2 separate regions of the Homo sapiens genome follow, and region 2 is linked to region 1. Evidence: chromatin contacts called from ENCODE Hi-C or POLR2A ChIA-PET data. All regions are on one chromosome and are shown on one strand. The core of a region is the stretch at or near the end of the contact, and the rest is flanking DNA. Distances in the headings are between cores, read along the strand shown. Region 1 has its middle 29 kb from the start of MYEOV. Region 2 has its middle 4.7 kb from the start of LINC02953.

Region 1 (6,601 bases), core at 2,823-5,322:
CAACTCCAACTCCTGAGGTCATTCTATAACCTGTGTAACTCAGAGGCTAGGAGTGGATGGTGCTATCTTCAGGCACAGCTGGATTCAGCAACTTCAACGAAGCCCCTGGGCTTCTCTTTGGCACCATCTGTCTTTCTCCTCCTCTTTCTCCCCATCCTCCTCTTTCAGTGCTTCTTGCCTCTGCTGCTCTTAGTGAGTTATCCTTAGACTTCCCATGGCAAACGGGGACTCTTCAAGGGGGAAGAAAACTGTTGGCAGGCTCAGGCAGCTTTGTAGCTCTTGAGCCAAAGCAGAAGAGGCCCTGGGAGAGATACACTGGGCCCAGCCTGCATCAAAGGTCCACCCCTGTGACCGGGAAGCATGGATCCTAGGACTGCCAGCCCCCTCCGAACCACACCGAGGGAAACATACATTGTGTGAGATTCCCCAAAAGGAAGAGGAGCTGCCCACTGAACAAGGAGGGTCTCCTGCTCCCCAGAAAAAAGTCTCGGATGCCGCGGTCCTCTGCAGCAGCATTCTCTAGACCCTGGCCTTGTCTGCACAGCAGCCAGAGCTGGCCCATCCTCGAGGCCCACAGTGCCTCAGAATTACAGTTAATCACAGGCGACAACAGGCCTCGGCCACTATAATCCCCACACTGCCCAGAAAGGGAAGCAATATCACTCCCTTTACTGATGAGAAAATTGAGCTTCAGAGAGTCCAGGCAAGTTGCCCCAGGTCTCCAGATAGTAAGTAGCAGAATTGGACCCAGAAGTAAGGTCCTCCGACTTCAAATCTTCTCTTGCTATGCTTCTCTTGGGTTGAGGTTGTGAGGTATCACCACCACCTTTGTCTCCACCATCACCACATTGACATCCCATCACAACTACCACCACCTCACCATCTCCACCTCCAGCATCACTACCATCATCAAAACCATCACCCGCACATCCACCACCACCATCATGAACACCATCCCTTCTGCCTCTACCACCATCACCATCACCACCACCACCGCCATCACCAAAACCATCACTCTCAGCTCCACCACCACCACCACCAAAACCATCACTTCCACCTCCACCACCATCACCATCATTAACACTAGCATCACTAAAACCATCAACTCCACCACCACATCACTAAAATTATCACCTCCACCACTAATGTCACCATCCCCACCACCACCATAACCATCACCCCCACCATCATCATCACTAAAACTATCACCCCCATCTCCACCACCATCACCATCAACATCACTAAAATCACTACATCCACCTCCACCACCAACATCACCATCACCACCACCACCACCACCAAAACCATCACCCCTACCTCCACCACCACAACCAAAACCATCACTTTCACCTCCACCACCAACATCACCATCACCACCACCACCACTATCACCAAAACTATCACCCACACCTCCACCACCACCACCACCAAAATCATCACTTCCACCTCCACCACCATCACCATCATTAACACTAGCATCACTAAAACCATCACTTCCACCACCACATCACTAAAACTATCACCTCTACCACTAACATCACCATCACCACCACCATAACCAAAACCATCACCCCACCATCATCATCACTAAAACTGTCACCCCCATCTGCACCACCATCACCATCACCATCACTAAAATCACTACCTCCACCTCCACCACCAACATCACCATCACCACCACCACCACCACCACCACGACCACCAAAACCATCACCCCTACCTCCACTACCACTACCACCATAACCAAAACCATCACCCCGACCATCATCATCACTAAAACCATCACCCCCATCTCCACCACCATCACTATCACTAAAATCATTACCTCCACCTCCACCACCAACATCATCACCACCACCATCACCAAAACCATCACCCCTACCTCCACCACCACCACCAAAACCATCACTTTCACCTCCACCACCAACATCACCATCACCACCACCACCACCATCACCAAAACCATCACCCTCACCTCCACCACCACCAAAATCATTACTTCCACCTCTACCACCACCATCACCATCATTAACACTAGCATCACTAAAACCATCAACCCCACCACCACATCACTAAAACTGTCACCTCCACCTCCACCACTAACATCACATCACCACCACCACCATAACCAAAACCATCACCCCCACCTCCACTACCACCGCCACCATAACCAAAACCATCATCCCCACCATCATCATCACTAAAACCATCACCCCCATCTCCACCACCATCACCATCACTATCACTAAAATCATTACCTCCACCTCCACCACCAACATCACCATCACCACCACCACCACCATGACCACCAAAACCATCATCCCCACCTCCACCACCACCACCACCCAAATCATCACTTCCACCTCCACCACCACCATCACCATCATTAACACTAGCATCACTAAAACCATCACCTTCATCACATCACTAAAACTATCACCTCTACCTCCACCACTAACATCACCATCACCACCACCACCATAACCAAAACCATCACCCCACCATCATCATCACTAAAACTATCACCCCAATTTCCACCACCATCACCATCATTAAAATCACTACCTCCACCTCCACCACCAACATCACCATCATCATCACCACCACCACGACCACCAAAACCATCACCCCTACCTCCACTACCACCACCGCCATAACCAAAACCATCACCTCCACCATCATCATCACTAAAACCAGCACCCCCATCTCCACCACCATCACCATCGCTAAAATCATTACCTCCATCTCCACCACCAACATCACCATCACCACCACCACCACCATAACCAAAACTATCACCCCCACCTCCAACATCACCATCACCATCACTATAACCATCATCCCCATCTCCACCACCACCATCACCATCACCATCATCACTAAAATCATTACCTCCACCTCCACCACCAATATCACCATCACCACCACCACCACCATCACCAAAACCATCACCCCCACCTCCACTATCATCACCAAAATCATTATTCCCACCTCCACCACCACCATCACTAAAACTATCACCTCTACTCCACTGCCAACATCATCATCACCACCATCACCAAAACAATCACCCCCACCTCCACCACCACCATCACTAAGCCCATCACCTCCACTTTCACCACTACCACCACCGCCACCACCATCACCATCCACAAAACTATCACTGCCACCTCCATCACCACCATCACTCCCACTTCCACTGCCAACATCACCACCACCACCACCAAAATCATCACCTCCACCTCTACCACCACCATCACTACCACGACAATTCACAAAAATATCACCCCCACCTCCACCACTAACATCATCAAAACCATCACCCCCACCTCCAGCATCACCATCACTAAAACCATCACCTCCATCTTCACCAGTACCATCACTGAAACCATCACCTCCACCTCCACCATCCTGACCACCTCCACTATCACCATGAAGAGCACCAATCCCACCACCGCCACCAACAATCCACTACCACCACCAGCATTGCCAGTACTACTGCTATTACCACCATCACCTCATCACAATCAGCACCGAAAACAACACCACCATTACCATCACCATCATCAACTCCACCCCCAGCACTATCAAAATCCTATCACCATAACTACCTCCTCACCACCGTGTCCATCAGCACCACCATCACCACCCAATGCTACCACACTGTCACCATCACCACCACATCACCACCCCACTATCACCCTTAGAAATAACCCACCACCACTGCCAGGATCACCACCATCAGAAACAGCAACTCCATCACCATAGCAACAACACAAACATCACAACCACCATCTGCCAGGCAATTCATCATGGAGCCATAGTTCTTAGATGTAGACATAGCCAGGGAACTGTGAAGCTAAACTGAAAGGGAGAAGTCAATTGAATCAGATTTTCCAAGTGGGAACTCCTTTCATGGAGACCAGGCTTGCACCCAGCTCTTTTGTGGCCGGAACCCAGCATCCTGCTCACAGCATTGAAATGTCTCAGAGATGGCTGAGCTGATCCCAAAGGCCTGCGATTGTGTTTTTGGGAGAAACACACGTGAGTCACTGGGGCTGACATTCTTTGGGATCTGACAAAGTTTCTACTTTGGGGACCTGCTAACTGACTCAGCAGCGATTCACTGAGGAAAACCAACAGGGCAGCTGGGAAAACGTGCCCCATCAGTGTGTGCTGGGGCCACTGTGCGCTGGAGCTGGGGCTGGGGGCTGCACACTCGGCTTCTTGCTGAATTCTGTATAGAACTCTAGGTGGAACTGAGCCTCAGAGAGATGATGTGGGGCACCCCAAGGGTGCACAATGAGTAACAGGTAGAGGCAGAACTTGAACCAAAATCCCTGTGACCCTAGAGCCTCCAGTCATCATTGCCCTGTGCTATCACCACATGGTCACCGGGCTGGCCTTCCATCTGCTGCACCCTCATGGACCTGGGAGCCCTGCTCTGGCTTGCACCCAGCTTTCCAGGAGGATGCCTGGGTCGTCCTGGGGGTGTTTAGAGTGTACCCCATCAAAGCCTCCTGCATAGGGAGGCAGTGGCACATCACAGCTAGAGGCCTCTCTGGGGTACAGACCACCCTCCTAGGCTGCCACAGAATGGGGAAGTGTCAGGTTTCCACTAGGAAAGAATGACTCAAGTTGGGAAAACTACTGGGTACAGGGAAACCATAGGGGCAGGCAGTGCACCACAGTCCATGCCCCAGGGCTGCGGCCACCCTGAGGCTGAAGGTTTAAGGGAAGGCATAAGCCATGCCAGAACCTGGAAAGGAGGGAATGTTGGAGAGGGGCCTGCCTTGGGAGAAGCTTAAGACCTTCAGTCTAGGGACACAGCCTGCCCAAAGTGACCCCAAAGCTTTCGATGCTGTGACATGAATATTCTGACTTCACCCTCCCCTCTCCCTTTCACCTACAGCTGGGGCACTCCCAAAAGGAAGCCAGAGGGCATGGGAGCTGAGGAATGAGTCCATCGGGCTTAGCCCCTGAAGCAGAGAGCAGAGCAGAGGGCAGGCCTGGAGGGGCAAAAGAAGGCATTTCCGGCACAGGGGTTCTTGCCCTGGACACCCACAGAACTCCTGGGGTGCAGGGACTCTTGGGGCCTCCTCAGCTTGGGCTGAAACGCTCCCCGGGTTCCTCTCTTCTTGTCTCTTGGCTCCTGCCCTGCCCTGGGGGTGGTCAGCGTTACCTCTGGGATTGACAGAGGGTCCGTCCACACCTCTCACTCTCTCCCTGCCTCACTCATGGCCTGTGTCTCCCTACCACTCTCCTGAGTCCCACTTCTCTTTCTTTTCCTCAGCTACTGTCTCCATCCCCTGAAGGATCCCGCATTGTGGTTTATCCAGACCCAACTTATGTGGGTGTTAGAGTGAGAGACCCAACAGTTACCTAAGACTTTTGGGGAGGCAGGCTGGGGGCACCCTGTGCAGTCTGCAGGGGAAGGATGCAGCCCTGGGGAGGAAGGACACCCGCTGCCCTGGCATCTGCACACAGGGCACTGGGTAATGATTCCCCCGGGTGAATGTCTGGCTCAGGAATGTGGACTTTCCCAGGGGTGGGAAGTTGGTGGCGAGAAGGAGAAACGCCCTTGGTTTGGGGACTCCTGCAACGCGCCCTGAGGCCGGAGGTTGAAAAGCATAGAAAGTTGAGGTCTCTGCTGGAGTTACCCACCAAAGGAGGGTACCACTGGATGGGGTGATAGGTGGCCAAAGTGGGGGAGACAGGAGGCAGCGGCCAGGGGGAGCATGAAATCCTTCCAATCTCAGGTCTTCCAGCAGGTCTGGGGGTCCTCAGGGGGTTGCAGGTGGCCCTGGAAGTATCTCTGGGGACCAACGTGCACATGGCCCCATCTACACGCACCCCTTCATCCTGGGCTGTGCTCACTGCCTTCTTGCAAGGAGCAGAACTCACCACCACTGTCCCTGTGGGTGCCAGCAGAACGCCCAGAGTCGTTGCCAGTGGTCAGCCTGTAGAGCACCCCTTCCCTCTGCAGAGCTTGCATCCATGTTGGGAAGTCCCCAGGCTCCACGTCCAGCATCGTGGTGCACAAACACCTCCGCCTTCCTGCCCCTCTGTAGCCTTTGACATTGACTCCCTCGTCAGACAGTAAGGGAGCGTGTCCTCCAGGCTCTGGGAAGTGCGGTGAACCCACCTCCCTTTCTGCTTTAGCGGAGCTCAGAGCCTGCTGAGGGAGGAAACACAGGCACTGTGCCTGCACATAGAGAAAGGCCTCACTCGGCCTTGAAGGCCACCCAGTGTGGGTGACAATGGACTACACTGGAAACCTTGCTAGACAGAATATCCAGGGACAGCAGTCACACTTGGAGCAAGGGCTCCCAGACAACAGGTGGTCTGATGGCATCTAGGAGTTGCAAATAGATCCATGTGGCAGGAATGTGGGGAAGTGACAATAAAAGGGGGACAGAGCTAGGTGGGGGTTGCAGATTTCAAGAATTTTGCCAGCCAAGACTACAACTTCAGGGCTTTATGTAAGGCACAGCCAACATCAGATCTGTAGGTTTAAAGGGGGCCTCTGGCTGCTGGGTGGGGAATGGACCAGAACAGAGCAAGACTGGAGGCTGGCGGCCAGCGAGGAGGCAGTTGGTTG
Region 2 (6,466 bases), core at 2,282-4,781, 99 kb before region 1:
TAATATTAATAATTAATACTCAATGCAAAATAATATTAATAATAAGAGCATCCAGTTGGAGTTGCCAGGATGGAGATAACAATGACAAAAATGATGATAATGATTATCTAATGATCCACTCAGCCCTGGCATGGGTCTGACACCCACATGTTATTTTTTTCAGGTCTCATAATACTATTCCAAAGGTCCCCGTCCCTAGTGTCACTGTGAAGATCCTGAAGCTTGCACATGCTCGAGGCAGAGTGAGAGGCATGCCTTCTGTTCACCCGAGACCCACAGTCTGCTTTAGATCCCAAGCAGGTGTTTACGGCAGTTCTCCCCGAAGGACCCCAACCATTGCATGGCAGTTCTCATGGCTTGTTCCATTTGGTGCATCCGTAAGGAGACTCACCCCAGGGCTGGGCCAGGAATTTCACCCTCCCACCTGCTTCCGACTTACAGATGGGACCTGGCTGGGCCCTCACCGCTGTCTTACCCTGGCCAGGCGACTCAACTCAAAGGAAGCCACCTACGCTGTTCAACCTGGTTGGAAATGGAAAGGACTTTGGATGCCATCCAGCCGAGGACTGCCACACCACTGAGAGACCCAGGACACAGAGACACACGGCAGGCCACTGGCAGGGTCCTGCCAATGGGGTGGCTGACCAGAGCCAGGCCTGGCCAGTCCCAGCCCTCCTGCCAGCAAGGACGCAGATCAAAGCAGTGCATGGGCTGTTTGATTTTCTTGTAAGGTCTTGCTGAGTGGATAGTTTCACCCTGGGCTGCTCAGATCTCGGCGACAGAAAGGGAGAATGTGTCCTCTGTCCTCTCACGCCCTGTGTCTGTGCTCCTTGCAAAGGTTGTGAACACATTCACGTGGATTTAATTAATCGCCGCAGGTGCACGTCCACCTCTGCCTTTCCCTCTCAGTGGGTTCCCATGTTTCCACATGGTGGGTTGAGTGTCTGCACGCTAACTGGCTTAGACGTTTGGACGGTCTCCATTGTCAGCATCATTTATTCATTCAACAAACATCCACCGAGCATTTCCTGACCGCCAGATTCTCCTTTGGGTGCTGAGGGTGCAGCGGTGAACAAGTCACCATCCTCAGGAGCTGACATTCTGTAGTTCAGGGAGATGAACAATAAACCAAATAAACAGTAAGTAACCATGAGATGGACCATGTTGGGTGGGCATAAGTGCTCTGGAGAAAAACACACAGGCAAAGGAGTGCGGGGGGATTGGGCAGGTGCCTCTGTGGATACCAGGGCCAGCTCTGACCTTCCTGAGGGGGGCGGTCTGAGCAGGGGTGGAGGGGTGCCGGAGGGAAAACCTGGATGCCAGGGTTGGGGAAGTTGCTTCAAGAAAGCGCAAAGCCCCCAACACGAGAGCTTGACTGGTGGGGAAATGCGGGAGTTTCGGTGGGCTGGGGCAGGGTGAGCGACGAGCATTGAAATAACAGGACGTGGACGACGACGATCAGCAGGTCTGTCTCAGCAGGGGCCTCGTTACATGGGGCGGGGAGACTATTTCCTTGGGATCAGTGTTTAGGCCTAGAATCATTAGCTTTGGGGCTGCGTACATTTTCATGGCCCTGGCTCAGTAGTTGTTATTTCTGTACTGTTTTCCCTCGGTCCTGATCCAGTTTATAGTTACCACCGACAGGATATGATAATCATGCTAACCAACCCTTCCTGAGCACATGCGTGCTTCACACGTGTGAACCTGCTGATGCCTGCGTGAGCGTTGGCTTCATCACATCCTCCCCAGCACCTGCTTTTCTCATTTTAAAATAATTTTGTTAACATGAAGGTGTAGAACACCTCTCTCTGGACTTTGCTGATTTTAACTGGAATTTTAAAAATCCCCTAATAAGAAAGGCAGGCCAGGCGTGGTGGCTCACGCCTGTAATCCTAGCACTTTGGGAGGCTGAGACAAGCAGATCGCCTGAGCTTAGGAGTTTGAGACCAGCCTGGACAACATAGTGAAACCCCATCTCTACTAAAAATGCAAAAAATTAAGTGGGCGTGGTGGCGCACGCCTGAAGTCCCAGCTACTCCAGAGGCTGAGGCAGGAGAATCGCTTGAACCTGGGAGGCGGAGTTTGGGGTCAGCCGAGATCACGCCACTGCACTCCAGCCTGGGTGACAGAGCAAGACTCTGTCAAAAAAAAAAAAAGAAAAGAAAGGAAGGAAGAAAGAGAGAGAAAGAAAGAAAGAGAGAGAGAGAGAAAGAAAGAAGAAAGAAAGAGAGAGAAAGAAAGAAAGAAAGAAAGAAAGAAAGAAAGAAAGAAAGAAAGAAAGAAAAGAAAGAAAAGAAAGGCAGCCATAAGTGAACCCTAACACCAAGCTTGCAGAATTAAATGAGCAAATCGTGTCGCCTCTGCCTGCCTTTCTACCATCATTGCATACGAAGCTTGTTACTTATGTCTTCATCTCACTGTGTCCCCAAATCTGGGGCTGTGTGAGCTGATTTGGGGTGGGACACAGATGGCTGGGTTTTAGCCCTATTGTGAAGGGTGACTTTTAATGTGTAATCTATTTATGGCAAGTGACGTTGATCCACCACATATGGCAGTGCTATCAAGTAGCCAGTAAAAGTACATTTATTTAAGAAAATAAGCAGAGTGGAAGCATCGTGTCAGTGATGGGACAGGTGGTATTCAGCAGCCTCAAGGTGCTGGCGGCAGCTGATGTCTTAAAGACTGCACTGTCTCATTTAATCATCCCAAGCACGGATACTGGAGGGAGTCTTTTTTTTTTTTGAGACAGAGTCTCACTATGTCACCCAGGCTGGAGTGCACTGCCACAATCTCGGCTCACCGCAACCTCTGCCTCCTGGGTTCAAGCGATTCTCCTGCCTCAGCCTCCCGAGTAGCTGGGATTACAGGTGCGTCCCACCATGTCTGGCTGATTTTTGTATTTTTAGTAGAGATGGGGTTTCACCATGTTGGCCAGGCTGGTCTCGAACTCCTGACCTCAAGTGATATGCCTGCCTCGGCCTCCCAAAGTGCTGGGATTACAGGCATGAGCCACGGTTCCCGGCCTGGAGGAAGTCTTATTAGCCTCATTTCATGGAGGAGAAACTGGGGCTCCAGGGCATGGAGGCTGCCTGTGGCCACGCAGCCTGGGAGGCTTGTCAACCTCCTTTGACAAGCACGCCACCTGCATCACAGAACAGCTGCATTTCTAATGTCAGGCTTCTGCTTACATGCAGTTGGTCTTCTCCTGTGAATGGGGAAACTGAGGCCTTGGAAGTCAGTCAGCAGGTCAGGACACAGTTCAGCCCAGAGCCGGGGCTCTGGCCCCATCCAGGGGCTCCCCCAGCAGCCAACTCTGCCAGCCTTTGATGCCTCGCTGAGACAGAGGGTCTGGACAGTGGCCACTCACCCACTGGGCCCACATCCCCACAGGCCTGGGCTCTGGACGCTGGAGGCCTGAGGCTGCACCCCAGGTTGGGGCTGGCCTACCTGCCACGGGGCCAGGGCTGGGTGCTTTCTGCTGAGTCACTAACAAAGCTCAGGCCTGACCACAGGACATTTTTGAGATTCCAGGGCTGGTTCCACAACGGCCGGCATCGGCCCTGCGGCATGTCCGGCTTCACCCTGCCCAGAATCACAGCCTCACAGAGTCTAGAGGGCCCGTGGGGACGGGAGTCCTGGGAACCGAGGTTGGGAGACAATGGGTGGCCCCTCGGTGTGGTGTCCTCTGCTCACCCCTTAGCAGGACCCTGACGGAACTGGGTACAGGCAGAGATTCATCTTCATGGCAGGACTTCAGGCAAGAGAGGCCCCGGGGTTGAAGACAAGGGGCTCAGAGCTTGCTTTTTATACACTTTCAAATTTTCTCAGAGTAGAACAATTTAAAAAAATATAAAATATGGTTAAAAAATTCTCCTACTTAAGACTCCCAGACCCCTAGTTTTCCTCCCTAAAGGCAACTGACATTACCAGTTTCCTGGGTATCCATGCAGGGATATTTTATGCATAAACAACCAAATCTCTATACATGTCCATAGAGAGAGGCAGACGTATCTGCATGTGCATAAACACTCGTGTGTGTGTCCTTTTATCCCAAAGGAAACACTTCTTTTTCCCTTGACAAAGGACATCCTCTGCATCTAGCTTCTAGAAAGTGCTGCCAATTTGGGGACCAAGGGAGGGAGGCTGCAGAGGAACATCGTTTGGTCAAATGTGAAATGTGATCAGGAAGCCGGTGCTCAGCAAACTTATCTGAAGCTCTTGGGGACCCCACAAAGATGAGCGGGTCCCCTTCCCAATTTTCGGACCGTCTTGGCAGAGGCTCCCTGTCATCAAGGACCTGAGGTTGTCACAGCCGGATGGTGTGGGAGCTGGCACTGCCGGGGCTCCCGCTGCCTGGGACACGTACGGCTGCCCAGTGATCCTGAGCGCCGACCCCTGAGCACCTCAGTGTCCGTGACTGTGGAGCGGAGGTACGTGCAGAACCAGCTCTGTCTTCCCAGACACTGTCGCTTTGGTCTAAAGTGATGTAATGTTGCCACGGAAATTCTAATCCCTCCCATCAGGCAAAAATACTTCGATGGGACTGTGTTCTTTCAGCAGAGAGGGTGTGCATTTGAAGTATAGATTTGTTAAACATAGATGCTGAGAACATGACTCTGCTTGGCGTTCCATTTAATTGACCAGAAACCCGAAAAATGTCCTGGTCCTCTTCTTAAGTCTGGGGGTAGCTGCTGCCCCACTATGCACCATCGCTTATCTGTTCTTTTCTGCCCCCTGCAGCAGGGAAGGGGCTCTGGAAGGGTCTGAATCTGGTGTGTCCAGTGTGATCCCTGCACCCATGCCCGGAGCTGTGCCTGGGACCCTGCCCCAAGCAAAGTAATAATCTGAATGATATCCTCAAAGGAGCCTGGCTTGGGCTAACAAGGAAGAACTTCCAACGTGGAGAGCTGTCCTGGCACCATTTCTTCCTGCTGTATTAGTTGAAGACCTACTGTGTTCAGGGCCGTGAGCCAGGGCACAACCACCCCTTGGGAGCACACTCTGCCTCAACCCTGGAGTGGCTCCGAAATGAGTCTTCAGTCCACAAGACTGAGGGTTGCCAATCCTTCTCGGTGAGCCGTGAGGGTGATTCCTCCTTGGGCTTCAGGGGCAGGATGCCCTCAGAAAGATGCCCTCCACTGCCCCCGCACACTTCAGGCTCCCCATGACCCTATGTGGGGAAGGTGTTGTTGCAAGAGGCCCATGGGTGTGTGGGGGTAGTGGGGCTTGTTGGCTGAGCAAGAGCTCAGGCAATACTGCCCGGGTGGAGATTCTGGGACTTTGCACAAGTTGATTCACCTCAACCAGCCTCAATTTCCTTGTCTGTAAAATGGCGCAGTAGTAGTCCTTGTCTTACCGGGTTGTTATGCAACTTAAATAAGAATATCGAGGCCAAGCGCCTAGCCCAGTGCCTGACATGTCGAAAGTGCTTGGTGGGTGCCAGTCTTTCCCCTCCTCATCAAGTCCTGTGGCAGACAGGCCCCCCAGCAGAGCCGGACCTGCCCTGGGAGTCAGGGTAGGAAACAGATGAGGACCTCAGCCCGGGACTGGCTCCCCTTCGGCCAGCACTGTGCAATAGGAAGACTATGTCAGCCTCACCTATAATTTTTAACTTTCTAATGGTCACATTAAACAAAAAAAATTGGCTGGGTGTGGTGGCTCACGCCTATAATCCCAGCCCTTTAGGAGGCCGAGGCAGATGGATCACCTGAGGTTAGGAGTTTGAGACCAGCCTGGCCAACATGACGAAACCCCTCTCTCTACTGAAAATACAAAAATTAACTGGGTGTGGTGGCGCACGCCTGTAATTCCAGCTACTCAGGAGGCTGAGGCAGGAGAATTGCTGGAACCCGGGAGGCGGAGGTTGCAGTGAGCTGAGATCACGCCATTGCACTCCAGCCTGGGCAACAAAGCGAGACTCTGTTTCAAAAAAAAAAAATTCAATTTTTAATTTCTGTGGGTACATAGCAAGTGGTGGCCACATTTTAAAAAGTGAACAGGACAGGTGAAATACATTTTAATAATATGTTTTATTTAACCCAATATATCCAACATATGATGACAACATGCATTCGCCGTTGTGATTATTAGTGAAGTCTTTCACATCCCCTTTTTCCTACTAAGTCTTCAAAATCTGGGGTGTATTTTGTTCTTCCAGGGCATCTTGAAGCAGACCAGCCACGTTGCAAGTGCTTGGAGGCCACGGATGACTGGTGGCTGCTGTTCTGGGAGACAGAATCCTATAGCATCCCCAGTCCTGCAGCACACAGGTGGGACAATTCCAGCTTGATGTCTCAGCCAGCGGGTTCCCACGTCCTCCCCGCCTCTCCCAGGCAGAAGACAGAGTGACCCAGGTAACCAGGTATGGACAGGCGTATCCCTGGGAGAATTTTAGCAGGCTGCCCCAGCAGCAGGGTGTGTCTGTAACACCGTGCCCCCTGCCCCTCTCAAATCCACACAGTGGGCA

What was found. A loop is a pair of places that touch in the nucleus more often than their neighbours do. ChIA-PET counts read pairs that join two places held with the same protein, here RNA polymerase II (POLR2A). Pooled maps may share reads with other maps.
Region 2: a loop to region 1 is called in a map of aorta, with 1.9 times the contacts of the local background. The contact joins two enhancer-like sites. A Hi-C loop is called at or near these places in 2 of 168 maps with a recorded cell type or tissue (both aorta) and 4 of 50 pooled maps. POLR2A ChIA-PET finds 5 or more read pairs at or near these places in 2 of 52 experiments (AG04449 and activated CD4-positive, alpha-beta T cell).

Annotation. Positions count from the first base shown.
Region 1 is chr11:69,319,447-69,326,047 of GRCh38, reverse strand. No RefSeq gene overlaps it. Among named protein-coding and RNA genes, the nearest start is that of MYEOV, 29 kb to the right of the region's middle. RefSeq lists an enhancer at 4,558-5,424. Within about 2 kb of position 4,072, at least 7 of the 41 ENCODE cell types and tissues checked have a DNase peak (open chromatin) inside an H3K27ac peak, as active enhancers do.
Region 2 is chr11:69,417,761-69,424,226 of GRCh38, reverse strand. No RefSeq gene overlaps it. Among named protein-coding and RNA genes, the nearest start is that of LINC02953, 4.7 kb to the left of the region's middle. RefSeq lists a cis regulatory region at 3,477-3,487 and enhancers at 3,410-3,554, 3,114-3,688, 4,263-4,838. Within about 2 kb of position 3,531, at least 12 of the 41 ENCODE cell types and tissues checked have a DNase peak (open chromatin) inside an H3K27ac peak, as active enhancers do.